Regions from separate parts of the Homo sapiens genome. Here region 1 is linked to region 2. Evidence: chromatin contacts called from ENCODE Hi-C or POLR2A ChIA-PET data. All regions are on one chromosome and are shown on one strand. The core of a region is the stretch at or near the end of the contact, and the rest is flanking DNA. Distances in the headings are between cores, read along the strand shown.

The links. Hi-C counts contacts between places; a loop is a spot of excess contacts on that map. ChIA-PET counts read pairs that join two places held with the same protein, here RNA polymerase II (POLR2A). Pooled maps may share reads with other maps.
Region 1: a pooled map shows a loop between it and region 2 (7-fold over the local background). The contact joins the enhancer-like site here to the promoter of P4HA1 in region 2. A Hi-C loop is called at or near these places in 6 of 50 pooled maps. POLR2A ChIA-PET finds 5 or more read pairs at or near these places in 6 of 52 experiments (BJ, Caco-2, GM12878 and 2 more).

The regions. Positions count from the first base shown.
Region 1 is chr10:72,561,101-72,565,183 of GRCh38, reverse strand. MICU1 (mitochondrial calcium uptake 1) reads left to right here. Exons shown (of 12, transcript NM_001195518.2): 3 at 2,121-2,289. Among named protein-coding and RNA genes, the nearest start is that of MICU1, 63 kb to the left of the region's middle. RefSeq lists a silencer at 3,119-3,228. Within about 2 kb of position 1,668, at least 3 of the 41 ENCODE cell types and tissues checked have a DNase peak (open chromatin) inside an H3K27ac peak, as active enhancers do.
Region 2 is chr10:73,094,917-73,099,531 of GRCh38, reverse strand. It overlaps P4HA1 (prolyl 4-hydroxylase subunit alpha 1), which reads left to right and starts at 2,666. Exons shown (of 15, transcript NM_001017962.3): 1 at 2,666-2,766. RefSeq lists enhancers at 2,216-2,285, 2,530-3,285 and a silencer at 2,316-2,645.

The DNA of each region.
Region 1 (4,083 bases), core at 419-2,918, 530 kb after region 2:
GTGTGTCTTTATAGCAGCATGATGTATGATCCTTTGGGTAATTTTTTTTTTTTTTTTGTATTTTTAGTAGAGATAGGGTTTCACCATGTTGGTCAAGCTGGTCTTGAACTCCTGGGGTCAAGTGACTTGCCCACCTCAGCCTCCTAAAGTGTTGGGATTACAGGCATGAGCCACCATGCCCAGCCTCTAGAGCTATCTTAGCCCTATTAATATAGCATGATCTTTCTGGGATGTTACTAAATGCCTTGGGTGTTCAGTGAGGTTCCTCTAGTCTGACTTGGTAGAGCTTGATTGTTTCCTGCTTGTGAGCTCTGGAAATTGACTGGCCTGTGGCTCCTTGGCAACTACTTTGTGTAGTTTCATCCTAAGAATGCACTGCTGAGTGTTGACTCAATACTCGAGAGTGTTCTGTGTACATTTTTGGAGCTCTTTCTCTGTGTGACTTTTTCCTTTTGAGTCCTCTGCCTCACCAATTCCAGGCACCTCAGGTTTTCCAAACTTTGATCTCTGTCACTTTAGTTTAGCAAGATCACTGTATTTGGCTTGGGATCCTCTTTGTGGTCTAGAAAATGTTTCCAGACAGAAATTCTGGGCAATTATAGGCCTCCATTTTTCTTTTCTTTTTTTTTTTTTTTTTTTCTTTTTGAGATGGAGTCTCACTCTGTCACCCAGGCTGGAGTACATTGGTACAATCTCGGCTCACTGCAACCTCTGCCTCCTGGGTTCAAGACATTCTCCTGCCTCAGCTTCTCAAGTAGCTGGGACCAGGCAAGCACCACCACACCCGGCTAACTTTTGTATTTTTAGTAGAGATGGTTTTTTGCCATGTTGGCTAGGCAGGTCTCGAACTCCTGACCTCAAGTGATCCACCCACCTCGGCCTCCCGAAGTGCTGGGATTACAGGTGTGAGTCACCACGCCTGGCCAGGCCACCATTTTCTTAGAGAGTTGCATACTGTGCAGTGTCTGAAAGCAGTCATTTGATATATTTTGTTCAATTTTCTGTATTTTTGCCCTGGTAGGAAGTCAGATCTATTATCGTTTGCTCCATTATGGCTGTAAGCAAAAGTCTTCTTTTTGTATTTCATCAGTTCTGTAATATTTAATTAATTTTAGTATTATATCATTGCAGCAATGGCTTCAACTACCAGAAATACTTATATTATTTTTTAAAAAAGAAATACTTATATTATTTTGGTCCCCTATTTCTTCTTTATTTATGTTCCTTTTTATTGTAGTGAAAGGTGCATAACATAAAACTTACATCTTAACCATTTTTTTCTAAAGACCTTGATATTCCACCCTTTCAGTTACAGTTGGGACAAGGGGAGAATGAGAATGGGAAGAGTTGGAGTGAGATGAAGAACAAGGAGGCGCTCTATGGCTGGAAGTCTAGTACATTTAGTTTTTGTACTGGAAGGGCTCATCGTCTCTGGTTTCAATGGGAAGACGTGTGGATGAGGGCTTCTGTCACATGTCTTCACCATTTTAAAATATGCAGTTCAGTAGTTTAAAGGGTATTCACATCATTGTGAAACAGATCTCCAGAACGTTTTCATCTTGCAAAACTGAAACTCTACTTATTCAAGAGCAACTTCCTTGCTTCCCCTTCCCTCAGCCCCTGGTAACCCCCATTCTACTTTCTGTTTCTGTAAATCTAAATATTCCAGGTAACTCATGTAAGTGAAGTCATACAATATTTGTGGTTTTGTGACTGGTTTATTTCACTTAGCATAACGCCCTCAAGATTCATCCACGTTGTAGCTTGTGACAGGATTTCCTTTCCTTTTAAAGCTGAAAAATATTCCATTATCTGTATATACCACATTTTGTTTATTCATCTGCCAATGGACTTTTGAGTTGTTTCCACCTTTCAGCTATTGTGCATAGTGCTGCTGTGAACATGGATGTGCAAATATTTATTTGAGACCCTTTCATTTCTTTGGGATATATAACCAGAGATCATGTGGAAGTTCTATTTTATATTTTTTGAGGAACTTCTTCATGTAGAATATTTGACAAATTTCATTGCTGTTGCTCTGCTAAGCTGTATCTGTTTGCTTATTTGTCTAGTATGATGGACGTTCAAGATTAATCTAGATTTCTTTTTTGCATATCCAGGGCCCATGCAGAATCTCCACCATGTGTAGACAACCTAAAAAGTGACATCGGTGATAAAGGGAAGAATAAAGATGAAGGGGATGTTTGTAACCATGAGAAAAAGACTGCAGATCTTGCCCCTCACCCAGAAGAGAAAAAGAAGAAACGTTCTGGATTCAGAGACAGAAAAGTATGAAACATAGTCTTATAAGTTGATCAGAAGTATATCTTAAAGTAGAATAATGCAGTTCAATCTTTTTAATCATATGTTTCAGATGGTTCATCTTCACTTTCAAGTTATCACTTCTTTGCTATTTTCTATCATGTTCTAAGCCAAAAGTACTCTTGGAATGTGAGGTTAAAGGAGGTAGTTAAAAGGATCTAGGACCAATAACCATGATTAGCATATTTTTTCTTAGTTCTTTCAGTTCAACTGCCTAAGGTGATTCTTTTTTTCTGGATCTTCCTGATGCTAAATGTTATCATATATGTTAAGTTGAGTCTTTGTGGTATTTCTGATATCGGGTTGTAGAGACAGAATAAAATCTCTTTGGAAACATAACTTCTAGAAGACCAAGTAACTTTGAGGACAGCACAAACTTCAAATGACTATCAAGATTTTATGTAATTAGGCCCCGCATGGTGGCTCATGCCTATAATCCCAGCACTCTGGGAGGCGGAGGTGGGTGGATCACCTGAGGTCAGAAGTTCAAGACCAACCTGGCCAATGTGATGAAACCCTGTCTCTACTAAAAATACAAAAACTAGCCTGGCATGGTGGCATGCACCTGTAGTCCCAGCTACTCAGGAGGCTGAGTCAGGAGAATTGCTTGAACCCGGGAGGTGGAGGTTGCAGTGAGCTGAGATTGTGCCACTGCACTTCAGCCTGGGCGGCAAAGCAAGACTGAGTCTCAAAAAAAAAAAAAAAAAAAAAAAAGATTTTATGTAATTAACACAACCTGCTGTTATGTAGCTTTGCCTCAGCGAAGTTTCAGTTCCACTACAGCAGTTCCTATGATATCAGGTATTTGAGTTCAGCAAACATGAGTGATGAACAATGAAAAGGATGGATTTCTTAGACATTTTGCATGTCAAGGTTAAAATTCAGGGAGTTGCGTTCAGTTGCTAAACTATAGCTAATAATGCAACAAGATAATTTGAGTTATTTCTGCGTTTTGTGTGTTTGTGGTTTGTGTTTGCAAGAAGAGTTCTTTGTAAAATCTGGATCTTCTGTCTGGTTTCATATGTTAGATGAAGTAATTTTTTTATTTTTGGAGACAGAGTCTCCCTCTGTTGCCCAGGCTAGAGTGCAATGGCATGATCTTGGCTCACTGTAACCTCCGCTTCCTGGGTTCAAGCGATTCTCCTGCCTCAGCTTCCCAATAGCTGGGATTACAGGCATGCACCACCATGCCCCGCTAATTTTTGTATTTGTAGGAGAGATGGAGTTTCACCATGTTGGCTAGGCTGGCCTCGAACTCCTGACTTCAGGTGATCCGTCTGCCTCGGCCTGCCAAAGTGCTGGGTTTATAGGCATGAGCCGCCATGCCCAGCCTAGATGAAATTATTAAATGTGTTTTCTCTATACCCAAATCCATTTCTGATAGAGGTGAATTGAACAAAAGTCATGCATCACAAGTCAATTATCAAGTGTCCTTGTTTTTCTGTCAGGATACATTTATTTATTGTTTTGCCCTGAGTGAATTCAAAGAAAGCACAACTTTACTCTGTGCCAGCAGTTTCATCTACAGGCCAGTCACACTTTCCATTTCGTAAAATACAGCTAAAATGTCCCAAATAAACATTTATTTTGAACCTACTTCCATTTTCTACTCCTGCCTTCTGCTCAGCAGATGAGCATATCTCATACTTCATAGAAAAAATTAAAGCTATCTGTGTGATTTACTCAAATTCCAACCCTTATAGTTACAAAATCTATCTAATCTGTATTTGAAATAATTCTTATTTCTTTCACTGAAGTTTC
Region 2 (4,615 bases), core at 1,417-3,916:
CCAATAATTGGAATAATTTCCCACAGATTAGCTTCAGGTTCCCAAAATTTCAACCCTGCTTCTCTTCTACTATTCACATAGTTTTTGATGCTAGAACATTGGACACATTAAAATAACTTCAAGAGTTCTGGCCCTGCACCTTTGTTTTGCAATGCTGGGTGGATCAGCACAACGGGCAATTGGAGTATTCTTGGAAGCCACTGGGACAGCTGGCAATATCTTAACTACACATGGAAGTGACTGTGGGTTATAAAAATATATCCCAGTAAATTCAAACCAAATGTATTCCTAACTCAACTTCCCTTTAGCTAAATTTCAAAAATGTTTGCTTGCCACTCCAACACTAGACAAAGGGAAACATGGTGGAGGGAAGTCACTAAGGACTAAAGATTGCAGTTTAAAATACATTACTTTTATAAATTTTACAGAAGCATAGGACAGTGTGAACATATTACTAGGGACCCTTCCAGGGACTTGGAAAGGGCTAGTGTAAATGAGGGCACCTGAAGCTGAAGCCTCCTTAGCTTCACAGTAAATCTGCTTCAGAGTCTACGGCCATTTTAATTACTGAGTAAACTGTCAACTTTCAGAGTCAGCTCTATGTAGGGCTAGTGAATATGTTGATTACAGCTCCATTTGAGGAAGTTTTTTTTTTTTTTTTTGAGATGGAGTCTGACTCTGTCCCCAGGCTGGAGTGCAATGGTGTGATCTCAGCTCACTGCAACCTCTGCCTCCTGGGTCCAAATGATTCTCATGCCTCCGCCTCCTGAGTAGCTGGGATTACAGGTGTTTGCCACCATGCCCAGCTAATTTTTGCATTTTTAGTAGAGACAGGGTTTCACCATGTTGGCCAGGATGGTCTTGATCTCCTGACCTTGTGATCCGTCTGCCTTGGCCTCGCAAAGTGCAGGGATTACAGGTGTGAGCCACCGCACGCCCTGCCTCTTTGGTCTTATAATTACTTTATACTCCTAAAAAGTATTGAGGACTCCAAAAAGCTTTTATGTGGATCATATTTATCAACATTTACTATATTAGGAATTAAAACAAACATATAAAATATTTATTCATTTAAAACAACAATAATAAACCTGTTACATGTTAACATAACATAAATAACTTTTTTTTTGAGAGAGGGTCTGGCCATGTTGCCCAGGCTGATTTCGAACTCCTGGGCTCAGGTGATCTTCCCGCCTCGGCCTCCCAAAGTGCTGGGATTACAGGTGTGAGCCACTTCATTTGGCCTAATAACATATTTTTAATGAAAAATAACTATTTTCCAAAGCAAAATAATTTAGTGAGAAGAGTGGCATTATTTTACATTTCTGCAAATCTCTTCAGTGTCTGGGCTAATAGAAGATTCTCATATCTGTGTCTGCGTTCCATCTGTATCACAGGCATGTAGTCTCTGGAAGACCTCACTGTATTGTTATTAGAGTGAAAAAGGCAGTAAGTCTTAGTATGAAAATAAAGTCTTAGTATGAAAATAATTTTGACCTTATGGATTCCCTGACTACGCTTTCAGAACCATTGATTTAGACATCATTATATCTACTTTTTAGTTGCCTAGTGCTCCCAGAGTACCCTCTCTCTCTTTCTGTAGCTATATAATCACTCACCTCCTGCGTAAGTCAAATGTTAATTATTGCTATACTTTTTAGCATACATGGAAAACTTTAGAAACCACAATTCTTAATGAATAACAAGTCTTAGCAACTCATTTTTCTCTTTAACTGACAAGGAAAAAATTATCTTCTTCATTGTATTCTCCCTCATAGTACAGGGAGATATAAAGAAACCCTTGGTTTGGGGTTACTTTATAACTAAGGCAAATGTTAGACTAAGATCAAACGCAACATTGGGTGCCTTATATAAATTAATGTTACTGGAGAATCTAATATTTACTAAGTCATTTCTGTGTGTGAGGCATGTGTTAAGTGCTTTACATACATTATCTCATTTTATTCTCACAAGAATCTTACAAGATGGGTAGTACCGTCATTTCTATTTTACAGATGAGTAAACGGATACGGAGAGGTTGTTAATGCCTAGTGTTACACACAGGATTGAGGCAGGATTTGAATTGAGATAACCTGACCCTGGAGCTCTTAGTCTATTATCTACTGATAAGGTATAAAGGTAGGAGATAGAGCACGATTAGTATAAAATGAGTGCTGAGATGTGAGAGGAACAAGACAGCTGAGATACCAAGACTGAATCTCTATTATTTTCCACCCTAGAAAAATTCTGCTTTATTTTCTACACTCCCACGTTCCTCTTCTCATTTTTAAGATACTTTATTGCCGGCGGCCTCGTCGCTTAGGCCTGACGCGGACCCTGAAATCAAGGAGGCAAACTGAACAGGAGCGGGGGAAACCCCGTGGTAACCACGGTAACGGTGGCGGGGCGAGAACCCTGCGCAGGCGCGTTACATCCCACTCCCGCTTACCCACACCACGGCGGCCGGTCCCAGCCACTCCTCTCGGCCTCAGACTCCACGGGCCGGCCACGGGTGGGGGCAGCAGGGAGGCACGGGCTTGGCGCCTGCGCAGTCGCCGGGGCGCTGGTGTGATCGAGCTCACGTAGCGAGGGCTGCAGTCGCCTCCTCCCTGGCGCTGCCATCGCGGCCTAGAGGTTATAAAAGGGCTAACGGGCTCCCTCTGCTGCCCAGTCGCGCCGCCAGCGGGCTGAGGGTAGGAAGTAGCCGCTCCGAGTGGAGGCGACTGGGGGCTGAAGAGCGCGCCGCCCTCTCGTCCCACTTTCCAGGTGAGACGCTCCCTCGATCCCGGAGACTGAGGCCACTGGGCAGCCGTGGACCTTCTCGGACGGCTGCGGCGATCCATTCCTTCCCGCTGTGGTGGTACTTCTGGGGCGGGGGTTCCCCAGGTTACCACAGCAGCCTCGGTTCCTTCCCCTCGGGAGACTCGGCCCCTCTCCCTGCGCCACGCGACTCCCGGCGCCCGCGCTCCTTCGTGCCCCCCTTCCCACCTCTGTCCCTAGTGCGCCTCGGACCGCTGGGGCTGCTGCAGCCTCAGTCCCCGCCCTAGGGACCAGGACTTTCTTGAATTTTCCTTCCCGGGGAGGAATCACTCTGTTGCTTTTTTTTTTTTCCAAGTTCCCCTGCACCTGGTCCTCCCTAACGAGGCTAAGGGGAACGCAAGCGCGGGGCGTGGGCTTTTGGCCGCCACAGCCGCAGATGGTTCGCATGTGGCGGTGGAGAGCGGATTTTAAGGCTTGGAGCTGGATCCGCAGCGCGCCAGGCATTTTTGCCCTATCGAAAGTCGCCGGGAGCTGGGGGGACCTCCCCAGAAAGTTCCGGCTGAACTCATCTGTTGCGCGCAGCGGTGCAGCATTAGCTGCCAGACGTAGCCCGGGGCGCCGAGCTTTCTGCTCGTAGCGCCGAGGAAGTAGGCTCTCAGGTCACCTCGTCGTCAGGGAAGCTTCCTTCCCTCTTCTTCCCCATAACTTTTTTTAAAAAGAGACAAGAGCTCTTCTCTCAATCTCTGTCTCTCTGTCTCTCTCTGCCGAGAATTTGCAGCTTTTAAAAGTCCACATCAGTCCAACAAATTCCATGGTTGTGTGAGGATTTTGAGTTGGATTACATGGCTGGCCCCCGGATGTATGTTTCAATGGGGAGGAAGGATGGTATGATAACTGTGAGACTCTTTCTCCTAAATAATCGACTCTGTTACATACAAATTCAATGTTTAGACACTAACATCTTACGCGTTCCGGATAGAGTGAAGACTCTTGGAATTTTGCACTGTTTTCTTTAAGAAAGGGTTGAAGAAGCAGCTAGATCCTCTTTTAGGAATTGATCTAAAAGGCCAAAGAGACTTGCCAATTTCCACTTAACTGTTTCTGGTTTCTCCGAGAGCAGTGGTTCTCGGACTTTCGCTTGGAATGCACTCGGAGGGGATGAAATAGCCACTACGTGAAGGGGGGAGGGGCAAAGACGTGGCAGCAGCGTTCTTTCATCAATTTTTTACTCTTTTTTTTTTTTTTTTTTAAAGTTCTGGTTAGAAACGTATTTCCCCTTTTAGGTTTAGACGTAGCTTATGAATGAGGCTAGTCTTTTCCTAAAATAATCAGATGAAGAATTCAGTCTGCATAGCAGGAACGTTGGAAGTTAATTTAAAAAACATTTTAAAGGGATTTTTAGAATCAAGTTTCTATGGAGAAAATCGGTATCCTAAGACGATATATTCAAGAAGCTGAAAGTGAACAACCTCAACTATATTTTGTCTTCATGTGAAATGTGAATACACACCCCGTGATTTTTTTTTTTTTTTTTTTTTTTTTTTAGCTTGTGAGCGTAATTTAAGAATCTGAAATGTGAACTTCAAATTTTACTTTTTTCTTTATGTGGGAAAAGAGACTTTATCACTTACCTTTAATAAAATTCATAGTCAGTTTTGGTTTTGGGACATTGTGCCTTAAGTCCTGCCATTGTTTTTGATAGCTGATGACAAATGTTTCTTAGATTTACATAGACTAACTAGGAAAAGGACTATTTCTGTCTCTTTTAAATGGGTAGTGCTGTTTTTATTGACATTTTGAAATGAGTTTTATTTTGAAGTACTGAAAATCAGGACTTTGGTAGGCGGATAATTAC